Linked DNA regions of Mus musculus: region 1 is linked to region 2. A link is a loop called in an ENCODE intact Hi-C map of the cell type or tissue named here. Cell type or tissue: left cerebral cortex. All regions are shown on one strand.

Region 1 (8,000 bases), 56 kb before region 2:
TTCTACCTCTTCGGTTGCTTTCTTTTCATACGAAAAGTATTGTTCACCTGGAACTCTCAGTAGGTGACATCTAATCAGCCAGATGACTTTCTTACAACCCTAGGGCAAAGTCCCTGGGTTTCTCTTTGGTATGGCAGCATCTGTAACAGTTACCAATGCTTCGGCCACACCCACTTTGCCTGCAAGCAATTTTAAATCCACCCCCTTCCTTGCCAGACTCCATGTTGTTCCCGTGTTTCCACCTCACTGTACTCCCTCACCATAGACACGGATAAGGTTGTGAGCAGTAGCCATGACAGCCTGCACGAGCACGCCATCTTTAATTCAGATGCCCTTCTCCATACAAATTAATGTCACTCCCCTCTCAGCCTGCTCAGATTCTCAGGACACAGGCAGATTCTTTGCCCGATAATAGCACAAATGACCTCGAGCCAACTTCCCCAAAGAGTTCTTGTTCCTCTATGAAGCTAGAGAGGACAGTCTTTACTGTGTGTATGGCTGAGAACGTTTTTGGTCTTTAAAGCTTTAAGCCCTTCAGAGGCACTTAAAAGCTTCTATAACCAACGGCTCCAAAATCTTCCACATTCCTCCCAAAAACCCATTCCCAAGGCTTAGGAACCACACGGTCAAGTTTGTAAGAGCAAAGGCTGCACTTGTTGCGAGTTTTCTGTATGAGTTGCCTTGTCCCCTGTTGTAACCAAATACCCGGCCAGAAGCAACTCCAAGGAGAGAGTTATCTGGTTCACAGTTTGAGCAAGTCTAATCCATCCTAGCGGGGAAGACAGGAGAGTCAGGGGTGGCTACCGTAATGTCGGTAACATTACGGTAAGGGGTCTCATGTACATATAGTCATGCTGTGCAACTATGTCAAAAAACAAGAAAATTGTCTTTGGTTGGAAGGCTTCCCAAATTTATTAGGCAAAGAAAAATTAGGTAGAACGGGGCTGTATAGTCTACCTCTTGCCTGAAAGAAGAGGGAAATGCGTTTGGCCAGAATGGTGGTGTCTGTCTGTAGTCCTAGCGTTTGGGAAGCTGAGGCAAGAGGCTCTCTCAGGTTCGAGCCAGCCTGGGCTCGAACGTCTCCACAGCAATGTAGGATGGCCATAATTGCCTATAACCCCTTCAACTGCTTAAGCCTCCACAGGCAACAATGCGCACACGTGCACATTCCCACACAGAGACATAATTAAATTTTTAAGATTTAATTATTTAATACTGAAATTAACCAAATGCCTATTGCCTGTTCAAAATTTAAGTTTTTGGTTTTTTGGTTTTTTTGGTTTTAAGTCGTTTTAACTAGGGATTGATACCACAGCGGAAGGTGAGCTAAGCAAGTCCCAGGGATCAAGGAAGGACTGAAACCAGAATTTGGCTACTTTTTAATTTATTTTTAAAGACAGGTAGCTCCTCTAGCTGGCTTCAAACTTGCTATGTAGCCGAGGATGACCTTGAATGCCTGACCTTTCCCCCACCTCTCTGCTTAGAGGACAGATGTGACACGCACAGTAAACTCATGCAAGTTTAACCCTAATCCTAACCAATCCAGGGCTACCACGGGGCCGCATCTGCAGCTAAATCTGGCTCGTTCTTACTCGTCTCTCGTTAGCGTGTATGTGTCTATCATGTAAATTACAATATAATTGGGTGCTTCTGAGTTTTGACCAACTCAATATTGATCTCTTTCAGGTGTGAGAGCAGAAAAACGGACTTAAGAGCTGAGCAGGATGCGTTCACGGTGCACCGTCTCTGCCGTCGGTCTCCTCAGCTTGTGTCTTGTGGGTAAGGGCTACTTCTCAGCACAGCCCTTAGAGGAGAAAGCCTCTGTTTCTGTCATCACAGAGAGCCCTGGTGTGGAGCAGCACACTGATGTCCATATCTGGAGAACCCAGATCAGCACGGCCAGCATCAGGCACCCCACGGGGGTCTTCCCCTTCATTTTAGCTAAGCCAGAATAATATAGGCTACAGCCATATTCAGGAAACGGCCTTGTTTATAATTCAAAGGGTTGCGGCTCTGCACACCCTGAATCTCACGCCCGGTGGCGTTTAGAAGGTGGCCATCCCTTTATCTCTTCCCATATAAACTAACTTGAAAAATCCATCCCTACACATTGATTTATACTCTTCCTTTCTTTTTAGCCCTTATCTTTTCTATATCTGTATTTCTTCACGTCCTTTCTGTTCCTTCCTCTGAACTGTTTGAATTCCACAATGTCATCTCTCCCATTCATTGTCCTCAGCGGATCCAGGAGTATGACAAATGTCTCAGTGTGGACATCCACAGTTAATGTGTCCCGCCTATGGTTTCTAAAAAATACCAGGAACTCTACTCCCTGTAAGTCACTGCAAGATCAGGAAACAAATGACCCCTCTTGCCCATCCCTACTCTAAGGGACGACACTCACTAACTCCAATCACAAATACCCTCTCTTCATCTGCCACTCTTGTTAAATATCTTTACTTTAAATGTATTAATTAACAGCGTGCTTATTTCTGTTCCGAGAAATGTGTCACATAGACAGCCACTTCTCAGACACTCTCTCAACCCTTCCAACCCCTGCCGTTTGTGTCAAGTCCCAGCGGCCTCACTTTACATCCGCCCCGATTGCCACCTTCAGATGGCACACGTGTCATGTCGGCCATACCACATTACCCAAGAGCATCCATACTCTCCACAGGATTTTTGTTAGCACAAGAAAATCTCAACCCTTAAGTAGCACATGTATGTCATAGAGCCTTACATTTAGAGTAATGTTGACAGTCTGGGCCCGTAACAAGCCCTGTTGTAATCTGTTGTGCTTCCTTCTAGTGTCTGCGAGCCTAGAGACTATCACACCGTCTGCTTTTGATGGTAAGAACTGTTCTGAGCTTGACTGAATTTAATGTAAGGGTCAAAGTATCTGGCTAACAGGCAGGAAAGGGGGGGGGGAGTTTGATTTCTGACCCCAGATATGCTGACCAGTTTATTGGAATCCTTTCTAGGTAGAGGAGCTAAGGGTGTTTTTCATTATTTGTGCTCTAAACTATTATAAGAGGGAACAAAAACAAAAACAAAAACAAAAACAAAAAAAGCACTAGTGATTATTAGGAGGCCCTCTTAAAGGCACACTGAAGCTTTTCAGCTCACTAAGAAAAGGATGAAGAAAACAGAACAGGGTCCAGACGAATGTCTCTTTAATTTCCAATCGTCTACAGATTAGTTTCAGGCAAAGGAAAATAAATTTCTTCAACTGAAATTTGTTCTCCTTTGTGTGATGAGGGGAATAAAAATGCAGTGGGGATTTGAGATCAAGGGTGGGAAGGAGGGGGGTGGGGAGGGAAGGATAATGGGGAGAGACTTCAGGAGGGAGGGAGACAGAAAAGGGAGAGTGTGGGGGAGAGAGAGAAAGAGGGACAGTTGGGGAGGGAGGGAGGAATGAGGGGGAGAGGGGTGGGTGGCACAGCAGTTTATGGGCCAGTTGAGAGAGGAATATTTTGAATCCGTGAACTCAAAACAGTTCAGAGAAGCCCTTTGTCCTGTGTTTACAGGGTGCCGAGTTCCCATTTGTTAGTTTTCCTGCCCTGATAATAAGTTGTCACTAATCAACTGAATTGCTTCACTTCCCGTGTCCAGTGGACTTCCTGCTTGGTCTAAGTGCCAGAATGCTTCCACTAGGGCTTGCCTGTGAGCCGTGTGTGTCCGAGCTCCTAAGGGAGTGCCACCCTAGTTCCAAATCTCATCGTTTCTTCTCATCGTTTCTTCTCATCGTTGCCTCCTGTTCTTTCTAGGGTATCCAGATGAACCTTGCACTATAAACATAACAATACGAAATTCCCGGCTAATTTTATCCTGGGAATTAGAGAACAAGTCTGGCCCACCCGCTAACTACACCCTCTGGTACACAGTCATGAGGTCAGTTGGCGTGGCCTTTTTGTGTTTTTTGTTTTTTCTCTCTCTCTCACTGAGTATGTTACCTCTCCTCCATTGCATGGTTTCTCCCCTCGCTAGGCATACTTCCTGCCCCAGAACTTTTTAGGTTAACTTACATGTTTTGGGGAGGGGTGTGTGTGTGTGTGTGTGTGTGTGTGTGTGTGTGTGTGTGTGTTGACACTGGAAGTTCCTCAATCACTCTCTGCCTTATTTTTTGACACAGTCTCTCTCACTGGGCTTGAGTTTTTTGCTAGGTTATCTGGCCAGCCATCTTTCCAGTTCTCTGTCTTGTTGGGGTTTTTTGTTTGTTTGTTTGTTTTGTTTTGTTTTGTTTTTTTTGTTTTCTGACTCATAAAAGGCCAAAGTCAAAACACCTATCCTTTCCTAATTAATTTAAATTCTTCTGTAGCCCAAAGCTATTGCAGCAGGAGCCAAGCTTGTGTTTATAAGCCAAATCCTGGCAGTTTGCAGTTTGCACAGTGATTCCTCCGAGGTCACTCTAGAGTTTACAAGTCCGAATTTCCATCAGGCTCAAGGTCTCGTGACCATATTGGTGGTTTATGTCCCTGTTTCTTTACTCATGGAGACAAGGTATACTCCAGAAAGCCCTACTTGGCAAGCTTGGGTCCAAAGCCACTAGATCACTGGACTGCTTAATATTTAGCCCAGAGTTTTTGTCTTTGCCTAAACATTGCTATGGGGATAAGGATGGAATTGGCAGGGACCACCTTGGCCCTCCTCTGCCCACAAACAACAGCCGCTTTCCGAAGTCCTTGCTTTTCTCAGTAGCTCTTTGGAGAGAGTGTATCTATGATGTAAGTCCTGTAGCCCTGGCCCGAAACTGTCTATTCTCTTGTATATCATAACTCCAACGGTTATACCAGCCAGGAGAAAGCATGAGTGTCTTGTGACTTTGCCTTCCTCCTGCAAAACTCACATTTCCTCTGCTGATGATCACACATATCGCTAGCTTGCGCGTTCTGGTTTCATCTCTGTGGTTGTGATAAAATACTCTGGCCAAAAGGAACTTGGGAAGCAACGGGTGGTTGTCGAGGGAACTCAAGGCAGGAGTTTCAGGTATCCCATCAGTCCTGAGCAGAGAGAGGATACATGCTGGGCTCCCTTGCTTGCAAACTACCCAGCTAGCTTTCCATCATTACACAATCCAATGCCCAACCCACAGAAGGCTGCCAGCCACCCTACAGTTAACCATGGAGATGGTCACCTGCAGACATGCCCACAGGCGAACCTAGATAATCCTTCAACCCTGGGTTCTCTTCTATCTCCTGTTGACAGTTGGAACTAACTAGCACACTCCCTTACTTTCCCAAGCTTGGTGAATCAGCTGTCCCTGATGTCCCTAAATGAACAGAATTCTGACTTAAGATGTAAGGCTATGTGACCTTCAGCCAGAGACACATCTCAAAGAAAGCACTGCTAATTATCCTAGGGAGGGAAGTCTGGGGCCCAGGCCGAGAAAAGCCCAAACCCAGGGCTCCTTCCTCCCTCCCTCCCTCCCTCCCTCCCTCCCTCCCTCCCTCCCTCCCTCCCTCCCTTCCTCCCTCCCTCCCTTCATATATGCATGCAGTAGATTCTATCTATTAAACAATAAAAGTATAATGACTCAGTTGGGGATGAACCATTAAGGGAAAACAAATCCAGAAGAGATTAGAAGTGGGTGGGTGGGTAGGGGTTTGCGAAGTTGAATGTGTTCAGTTTTAGAATGATGTGATTGTGGGATATCTGGGCAACGCCTACAAACCATTTCTTTTAGCCATCATAAAAGATATGAGGCACAGGAAACGGATTCTCACCACACGCATGTTCGTCTTTCCTTCTTCAATCTTTCCCCCTCCAAAGCAAAGACGAAAATCTGACGAAGGTTAAGAACTGTTCAGATACCACGAAGTCATCATGTGACGTGACAGATAAGTGGTTGGAGGGCATGGAGAGCTACGTCGTCGCCATCGTCATAGTGCACAGAGGGGACTTGACCGTGTGCCGCTGCTCAGACTACATCGTGCCTGCAAACGGTGAGTGGGTGTCTGTGTCTCTCAACCTCATCAGTGGTTTGCTGTGAACGAGGAAGGTGTTTGGCTGGAGAGCTGGCCTGACTCCTGGCCCTACCTTATGTGGCCATTTGGTTGCTCAGAGCCTCAGCTTTCCGATCTAGAAAATGGGTTCATAACCTTAGCTTCTCAGGTTTTTGTTCGGCACGTGTATAAGGCAGGTTTTCAGAGGTAATTGTTGCTGTCTTTCTGTTCACTTTACAACCTGGCAGGAAGCAGGCAGAGGCTTTGCATGGGTCTTTCTATACCATCACATCTCTTTAGGGCAGTATCTTTCTGTCCACCACCTGAGACTGTAAGTCAAGAAGGCTATATATATGAACACTTAGGGCACTCAGCTCACAAGGCAAGTGGGGCCCAGGAGTGGGGTGACCCTTCTATCTTCCCATGTCCTGAGCACTTATGCTAGTGGCTCCAGCTCCACTGTGTTTTCAGTGACTAAATTTATAACTGGTTTCCATGGTAACGTTTTTTTGGTTTCAGCAGGTGTGTGCACTCGTACATACTTGGGAAAATGACAACGGTTGAAACCATGACCAGATCATGAGTCAGTCTTAGGAGGTCATCCCAGGGGTGTGGAGGTTGTCCCAGGGGTGTGATTGTTTGGATCAACAATCACATCTGTGCATTGCACTCACAGAAAAAAAAAATCAAAGCACAGCTTATAGATCGTGATAAAGAATATATATTAAAGTAATAAGTATTTTTCATGATCCAAATCCTAAATATAAAAAAGATACTAAAACCTAAGGCCACCAGATGTGGTGGTGCACACTTGCAATCTCAGCACCCATGAGCCTGACACAGGAGGAGTACAGAGGTTTGAGGTCAGCCTAATGTTACATAGAAAGTAGGAAGCCATCCAAGACTACATAGCAAGATGATGTGTCAAACAAACAAACAAACAAACAAACAAAGGAGTTACAGAGACAAAGTTCGGAGCAGAGACTGAAGGCATGACCATCCAGAAACTGCCCCACCTGGGGATCCATCCCATAAACAACCACTAAGCCCAGACACTATTGCAGATGCCAACAAGAGCTTGCTGACAGGAGCCTGCTATAGCTGTCTCCTGAGACGCTCTGCCAGTGCCTGACAAATACAGAAGTGGATGCTCACAGTCATCCATTAGACGGAGCACAGGGTCCCCAGTGGAGGAACTAGAGAAAGTACCCAAGGAGCTGAAGGAGTTTGTAGCCCCCTCAGAGGAACAACAATATGAACTAGCCAGTAACCCTAGAGCTCCCTGGGACTAAACCACCAACCAAAGAAAACACACGGTGGGACTTATAGCTCTAGCTGCATATGTAGCAGAGGATGGCCTAGTCGGTCATCAATGGGAGGAGAGGCCCTTGGTCCTGTGAAGATTTTATGCTCCAGTATAGGGGAATGTCTGGACCAGGAATCGGGAGTGGGTGAATTGGGGAGCAGGGGGAGGGGGTGAGGATAGGGGATTTTTGGAGGGGAAACTAGGAAAGGGGATAATATTTGAAATGTAAATTAAAAAATATCTAATAATAAAAACACCAAACAAACCCCCCAGGACTAGGAAAAAAAGACAGACATCATTCTTTGACATATTTCTTCTGAACAGATCCAGCAATATATTTTGTTTTCTTTTTTTGTTTTGTTTTGTTTTGTTTTAAAGTAACATAAGCCAACAAGATGGCTCAGTGGGTAAAGGCACTTAGCACCAAGCCTAATGACCTGAGTTCAGTCCCTGGGAACCCACAAGGTAGAGAGAGAGAGCTGATCCCTACAAGTTGTCCCCTGACATTCACACATGTGCTGTGACAGAGTGGCCCATACACTTACACATACTCAAACACAAAACAAAATAAATTAAAAATGTAAAAAAAAAAAAATTTAATTTTTTTAAACGGTTACCTTAAATAGATGTACTTACATCAAAAGAGAGAGAGAATAAAATTTAAAACCTTTCTCACGTGACTCAGAATTCCTCTCTAATAATTTGTTATAAAGAAATGACCAACAGGACTGGAGAGCTGGCTCTGCAGTTAA
Region 2 (8,000 bases):
TTGGAATTATAGCTGTGCTCTACTGTACCATTCTTTGCATCAGCCCTGGGAGTTTTGAAATCAGGTCTTCATATCGGGTATCAAGCGTGTTACCCGCTGAGCCGCACCCCCACACAGGAATGTACAATTTTGTTTAGAAAAGAGATAGAGCAATCCCTATCATCTGCAGCAGGCTAAGAAATGACTGACTGGATCTTCGGGTGATGAGAATACATTCAGAAATGAAAAGTCTGAAAGTTGAAGTCTAGACAGTCAGACATCGACTTCACTACCAGAAACAAAGAGAATTGGGGGGCTGGTGAGATGGCTCAGTGGGTAAGGGCACCCAACTGCTCTTCCAAAGGTCCGAAGTTCAAATCCCAGCAGCCACATGGTGGCTCACAACCACCCGTAATGAGATCTGATGCCCTCTTCTGGTGTATCTGAAGACAACTACAGTGTACTTGCATATGATGAATAAATAAATCTTTAAAAAAAAAAGAGAGAGAGAGAATTGGGAACCCAGCAGAAAGAGGAAGATGTCAGTCAAAGTTTCCCAAGATAAACACAGACATTTGTTCCAGGGAACTGGCTCATGCATTTGTGAGAGTCAGCAAGACCCAAATCTCGAGGGCAGACCACTGTAGCTGGACTTCTGGTGATTTTATGGATTCTTATTTCCTCCAGCCTTCTCCTCGCTTCTCCCTTCCAGACTCTCAACACTAAGTAGGAGAGAAAGAAGGCTGGAGGGGAAGGGGGACATCAGTTATGTTAGACTACTTCCTGTTGATTAGGGCCACCAAGTTCCTTGGGGCAAATTTGATCTTTTAGTCAGCATATCTCCTACCAGTAACCAGTAACCAGTAACCAGTAACCAGTAACCAGTAACCAGTAACCAGTAACCAGTAACCAGCAACCAGCAACCAGAATCCAGCAGACAGCAGACAGCAGACAGCAGACAGCAGACAGCAGACAGCAGACAGCAGACAGCAGACAGCAGACAGCAGACAGCAGACAGAATCCAGCAGATAGCAGACAGCAGAGAACAGACAGAATCCAGCAGGTAGACAGCAGACAGCAGACAGCAGACAGCAGACAACAGACAGAATCCAGCAGATAGCAGACAGCAGAGAACAGACAGAATCCAGCAGGTAGACAGCAGATAGCAGACAGCAGACAGCAGAAAGCAGACAGCAGACACAGCAGACAGAATCCAGCAGACAGCAGCGGGAAGAGCAGCAGCAGCACCCACACCCCTCTCAGGATCAGGACCCTTGCATTTATATACTCTCTCAATAGTCCCCATAATTCCAAATGTCATATACTTGCAAAAAACTATTTGCAACTGGCAAAATGACCCTGCCAGAGCACGAGGTAAATCATAGTCTGCTGCTGTGAACATCCGGAAGCAACCCCACATCCCATACCTGGGACAAAAACATATTTCCATCACATTTCTTTGTTTTTAAAGAAACCAAAATTCTCACTACAGAGCACCAGGCTGTCAACCCAGGGAAGATGTTGTCTCCTTTCAAGTTCAAAGGCAGTTTGGGGTAGGAAGACCTCAGTTTGTTTGTTTGTCTGTGTGTTTGTTTGTCTGTTGTTTTCTTCTCATACCACCTCCAATGGATCAGTGGAGGCCCACCACATTCCAGAGAGCAAACTACTGCTCTGCGCCATCTCTCCTGATGTGACGCTCACCTAAAAAATATTTCACAGTATAAGAGACTAGCATTTCATAAACTGTATCTTTGCAGAAATACAGTTATCCTAAAATCATATCTTAAGAATGTTGTCTAACTAAATAGCTTTAGAGTAGAATATTTAGGATATTCTAGGCAAAAGTGTGTTGTCTGTATGCAGAGCATCTTGCTATTAAGACTAATGATTTTCCAGAGCAGGGAGGAGAACAGAAAGACAGTTGCAATGCGAGACAAGGAAGGAGAGAGGAGCTCTGTCATGAGGCTAGCCAGAGTCGGAGAAGAGCAGACAAACTATCCAGCAAAGGCAAAGTGCCAGTGTCTAAATGGCCAATAGATACAAGTTAGAAATCTCAAACCCCAATCTGTTCAAGATGCAAAAATGGAGAGATCACGTGAGAGTGAACCTGCTGGATATGGAGAACAGAGATGGCAGACTTTCTTGAAGGGAAACACAACCTTACAGAGAGGCCTGGAGGGGTGGAATTCCTCCTGAATGCATTCAAACCCAGTCCACCTGGCCTTGTTTACGCTACTGCGTGTTTTTTTTTTTTTTCAGGAAAATTACTGCAAAAATGCCAGGAAAAGAAATACAATGAAGACTCAGACAAACAAAAGCGAGAGGCTTTGATTTCAAAGGACCTTTATTAAAGATCTTTGGCATTATTTTAGGAAGAAGGAAACTGACCTCAGAGGGAAGGGGTGCTATTTTCGAATACAGGAAAAGCCTGGGAAGTACACTGGCCAATCAAAACAAATATTGGTTCATTATATCAAACAGCAACAGTTCAAACAAGCCCTCTATAGTATAGCATTGGAGCAGGGTCCTCTTGATTCCCATGATCAAGAATATGAATATGAAACTGTTTGCAAGCCACTAAGAGAACAAATTTTACATTATAGCAACATTAAATCTTATCTATAGAATAATACCTATGTTAATTAAGTTAGTCATCTCATAATGCATACACATTTTAAATGTTTATGTTTTACACAACAAATAGAGACAGCTTTGCAACTAAAGATAAAATCCAGGCATGGTGGACCATACTTTACCCCACCCAAGAGACAGTTGGAAAACTGATAGGAGCTAAGGTCAACCTGAGCTACATAGTGGACTTGAGGCCAGCCTGGGCTACATGACACCCATCTAAAAAATACAGTTTGGTTTTTTTTTTTTTAACTTTGAACAACTGTAGTTATTTAAAGTAACTAAAATGAAAGAAAAGAACTTTTTGCTTAATTATATCATTTCATTTTTCTTTCATTTTTGAGAATATAATATAATCACAACATTTTGCCCTTCCCTTTCATCTCTCTGGACCTCCCTGTATTCCTCATCTTGCACTCCTTCAAGTTCATGGTCTCTCCTTTTTAAAAATGTTGTTACATGTGTATATGTATATGTGTCTGTGTATACATGTGTGTGTGTGTGTGTGTGTATTCCTAAATGTGACCTGCTCAGTCTATATGATTGCATTTGTATGTACATTTTCGGGGCTGGCCCCTTGGTCCTGGATAACAAATTGCTGCGCACTTTCCCGGGGAGGACTCCCACTGTCAACATCCCTTCGCTGTCTGAAGCTCTTTGTCTGGGGTTAAGGCCTCATTAGCCTCAGAAGGGGAAAATTTTAAATCCAAGGATCTCTGCCTTCTTGTTGCTTGGGAGGAAAAGAGTAATTACACGTGACCTCTCTGAAACACACAGGAGTTGACTATGTTCAAATTTCTAGAGCACTCTCATTACCAGAGAAGTGTTTCTCCATGGGAGTTGGTTTTGTCCCCCAGGGGACGTGAGGAAATACCTGGAAACACAGTTGACTGTCTCAGCTGGCTAGGTTATCACTGGTACCTAGTAAAGAAAGCTGGCCAAGCTTAGAACCCAAAGTTATGCAAGCAGTCCCCCACACTCACAAGTTACCAGGTCTAAGATGGCCACAGTGGACAGGTTAAACCCCTGCTGGAAAGGTGAAAGTGAACTAAAAAGAACTATTCAGAGACAAGACCACTCCTACAAGAGAGAAAAAGACTTTTTTTCTTTAAAAGGTGGGGCAAAAGAAAAACACAAATAACGTAAATAAATCCCAAAGCAAAAAGACTACGTGAGCCAACAAGCGTTCGAATGGTCATGTTTGCTTGTTTAATCAAATCAAAGAGTGACTTCTGGGGCTAGAGAGGTGGTTTATCAGTCAAGAGCACCCGTGGCTCTGGAAGCGGACTTGGGCTCACTTCCCAGCAATCACGTGGCAGCTTACAACTGCCTGTAACTCCAGCTCCAGGGAGCTGAGGCCCTCTTCTGACCTCTTTGGCCACAAGGCATGCATGTGGTGCACACTCAGCATACATTCAAGCAAATGTTTATAAAATAAGAACAAATAGACCCTTTAAAAGTTTGCTCAGGCCTTGCAAACTGGTGCTGGTATTTGGTCTCAGCAATCTCTATTTTTCTCATGAATAACATTTTCTGTCCAGGCTTACAGAAAGGGTGGTGTTCGTTAGGTGTCACATTCTTGGTGCCAAGGTAGGGGACACTGCCTATGCAGCTCCCAACCATCTGAGAAGCTGTCTGCATTTGCTGATAGGGCATCGTGAGCGCCTCCCCTGTGGAGCCTGCAGGGGCCTCACAGGGAGAGATCCAGGAGTTCAAAGATGAGTTCTAAGGTCTGGGGAATTAAGATAACAGTTGTCTTCCTCGTAGATGTGCTTGGAACCTTGTTTTCTTTCTCTTGCCTCTTAAGGTAGCATAGTCTCACCACGTAACACAGGTTGGCTTGAAGTCATGGTTTTCCTGCCTGAGACTTCTAAGAGCTAGATAAAAAGGCATGCATCGCCGGGCATGGTGGTGCACACCTTTAATTCCAGCACTCGGGAGGCAGAGGCAGGCAGATTTCTGAGTTCGAGGCCAGCCTGGTCTACAAAGTGAGTTCCAAGACAGCCAGGACTATACAGAGAAACCCTGTCTCGGAAAAAAAAAAAAAAAAAAAGAGGCATGCACCATCACATCCTGACTGAACATGTTTTTTTTTTTTTTTTTAAATGTGATATTGATGAAAAAGCACTACCTATTAAAAGCTCGTTATTTGCCAGGTCCTCTATTCTTCTACAGGGATCTCCCACATAGAATAACAAGCAGCCACAGAGCCCTTGGAGCCGCATGGTGTGGGTGGCTGTGCTGAGGCTCTGGCTGTGCTGATAGGATGTGGGCAAAGCTGCTAACTTCACAGCCAGGGAGTGGAGGCAGGAAGAACCCCCAAAGGCAAGGCAAAAGAATTTCTGAGTATTCAAGGTGTTAGGGTCACGGTCAACACCAGCAGGGTGTCCTCTGGGACACCAAGATGTCCTGGCAGAATGTGTCCTCCTGTTTACAGAAGGCCCAAGACACAAACTCTCTCCCTCTCCTCCCCATCCCTGGCCTCCTTTGCTGGCTCTAGCCTGCAACCCCGGGTTGCCTGGGTTGCCCACAGGTTCACTGTGCTTCTTCACAGGGCCCCCTGCTCCAGTGGCTGGATTAACTTCAAAGCACCCCATTTTTCTGTCACTATGGATGTCAGCCTTGCAGCCATGGGGGTGGAGGGGGATGGAAATGCCCTAGTCAGTTTTCCATGCACAGTTCCCCCAACAAGCCACAAATAAAACCATTGGCAGCATAGGCAGAGTTTTAGGGGACAGTGACGCTGGCACTCTCCGTCCCAGGAACGTGCCTGTCCCCTTTGATACTGGCTTTAAGATAAACCAGGTGCAATCTCATTTGGATGAAGTCTGTCTTAGCCACTTTTACTTAATGCTGCCCCCATTGCAACTCAAAATTGAGAATCCACTGATCCTGCTGGCACCCAGGACCACGCTCTTGTCAGCAAACCTCACCCCACCACATACACACCCCAAAATAAATTGCAGCGGAAACAACCCTAGCTAGCTGGCTCCTTCGTTCATTCCACAGCTCCTCGGGCTAAACCCAGTAGGCTTGGACAAGTGTTTTCTGGGAAATGGTTACTTCTGTTTTTAATTCTCAGCTAGCTGGATTCACTCGGTACTCAGACCTGTTCAGGAAATCAGAAGTTAACTCCGTTTCTTTTTAGAGGCCTTTGATCACCTTGGAGCCGTGTCTTTCTGCCCCACCAGTGCTACTGGGGAGCAGCTCTCTATGTCGCTGCTACTCCTCCCTGTGTGGTAGCACCTGGCATGACTCATTCTACAGAGTTAGTACTCAGAATGAGGACTGAATTAATGTATCTTTTTAAAATTGTAACCGAAGTTTTCTTGGCACAACAAGTGAACATGTGGAGTAGAGTCTTTGATACATGCAGATAAAACAAAAAAACACACAAAAAAACAAACAAAACAAAACAAGACACACACACAAAAAAAACTATAGTTAGCCAAAGCACACATGCAAGAGAAAAACAAAACTAGTAAAAACTGTGAGACCCCGACTTAGAGCGTTTCTCCCTGGAAGGTACAGCCCCTGGATGTTCCCCAAGCTTATTTTCCCTGATCTTTAAAAATACAGCTAGAAAAAAGCTCTTTGTTCTCTATAGCCTGCAAAAAGCCTTTTTGTTTCTATACTGTACAACCAGAGATGCCTGCCTTCCTATGCCGAGGACACAGAGATAAAAATTCAGAAAGAACTCACTCCCCACTCCTGCCTTGTAAATTTCACCAAGGACACCCGGAAGAGAAGCACTCTTCCCAACTCCTCCCAACTCCTCCCAACTCCTCAGCTAGCTGTTAAAAGCCCCCTACTGTCACCCCTGGGGTCAAACTCCCCTGCCCTGCACGGCAGAGGGACTTCCGTCCTCAGCTAGCTGATAATAAAATCTCTTGCAGTTTGCATCAGGTGTGGTTTTCTCTCGAGATGTTGGGGTGTTGGCCAGCTCATCCCGGGACTTGAGTGAAGGCCCAGCATCAGTGGTCTTACAAAACTATTCCAGATAAAAACAAATGTAGCTACCCAGGTTATTTTGATGTGAAGGTCTTGGTGTTGCTGTAGCTCTACGGTGCATATGTTGAAATCCAGTCCTGGTATACTGAGAGGTAGTTGTTACCTGTGACGAAGCCACAAGGATGGAGTCCTATGGCTGGGACCAGTCTCTCTATAACAGACACTAACCATCCAAAGACAAACAGGAGGCACCATCTATGAGACTAGGTCCTCATCTGACATTCAATCTGCTTGCACCTCAATCTTGGACACCCCCATCCTTGCAGAACTAAGATCAATAAATGACTACTACTATTACTGCTGCTACATCATTTCTTCTTCTTCTTCTTCTTCTTCTTCTTCTTCTTCTTCTTCTTCTTCTTCTTCTTCTTTCTTCTTCTTCTTCTCCTTCTCCTTCTCCTCCTCCTTCTTCTCTTTCTTCTTTTTCTCTTTCTTCTTCTTCTCTTTCTTCTTCTTCTCTTTCTTCTCTTTCTCCTTCTCCTCCTCCTCCTCCTCCTCCTTCTCCTTCTCCTCCTCCTCCTTCTTCTTCTTCTTCCTCTTCTCCTCCCCCTCTTCCTCCTTTCACCCCTTCTCCCCCCCCCCCACCTTTCTCCTCCTCTTTCTCCTTCTTCTTGAGACAGGTTTCTTCGTGTAGCCCTGGCTGTCCTGGAACTTGCTCTGTAGATCAGGCTGGTCTCGAGCTCTGTACCACCGCCACAGGCTGATCGATAACTTCCTAAAGCTGAGTCAAAGCTGGTTTTCAGTTTCAGCTGTGTATAGCAAGTCACCCAGAATTTTACATCATCTATGTAAAATATCTTAATACTTTTTAGATTGCTAAAATTATAGCCTTTGTTTTAGTTAGCAGATTTGTTTTAAAATCTGAGGTAAAAGGGTGAGGTGGGAGGCTGGAGATTCACAGCTATTCTCAACTGCACAGGTCTAAGCTTCTCAAGACCAGACTTAAGGATTTACTTATAAACTTCAGGAGTCAAGAGTCTTCCACCTTAAGGACTTACTGTGTACCCGAGTTTGGTTTGTGCTCAGTTTTCGGAGTTCTTATAAAGACTGTATGCTGAGGCTGAGGTCTTCACCGGGAGCTAGTGTGTGAGACTCGGAGGCCCAGCAGAGACATTTGTTGCCACTCCATCCCCTCCTCCCCCCACCATGAAGCAAGGAAGAAGGAAAGCTACAATAAGGGTAGATGAATGGTCACAGAATATTGTGTTTTTAAAAATCAGCCCCACCTTTCTTCTACTAGATCTAAGAACTCCTAGCTGGAAAAAAGGTTATTTAAAATGACAAACTGCTTTTGCTAAACCAAATGAGGGGACCCTCACTGTTCACTGTCCCTGCCTTAAACCAGCTTCAGCCTGGAAGCCGATCACAGTGTCACAGCC

The links. A loop is a pair of places that touch in the nucleus more often than their neighbours do. Peaks named below come from ENCODE experiments on the same cell type or tissue, not always from the same donor. Only the 100,000 strongest peaks of a DNase experiment are listed, where the experiment ranks them.
Region 1: a loop joins it to region 2, with 7 times the contacts of the local background. A loop is called at or near these places in 3 of 42 quality-filtered maps.

The regions. Positions count from the first base shown.
Region 1 is chr16:91,382,175-91,390,174 of GRCm38, forward strand. Ifnar2 (interferon (alpha and beta) receptor 2) reads left to right here. Exons shown (of 9, transcript NM_010509.2): 2 at 1,687-1,779; 3 at 2,809-2,850; 4 at 3,768-3,891; 5 at 5,770-5,942. The coding sequence starts at 1,725. Among named protein-coding and RNA genes, the nearest start is that of Gm36587, 6.9 kb to the left of the region's middle. In left cerebral cortex, a CTCF peak has its summit at 3,657; no DNase peak of the experiment used is centred here; H3K27ac peaks cover 814 bases.
Region 2 is chr16:91,437,706-91,445,705 of GRCm38, forward strand. No RefSeq gene overlaps it. Among named protein-coding and RNA genes, the nearest start is that of A930006K02Rik, 23 kb to the right of the region's middle. In left cerebral cortex, a CTCF peak has its summit at 3,976 (motif pointing left); DNase peaks (open chromatin) are centred at 3,932, 4,864 and 5,838; H3K27ac peaks cover 1,668 bases.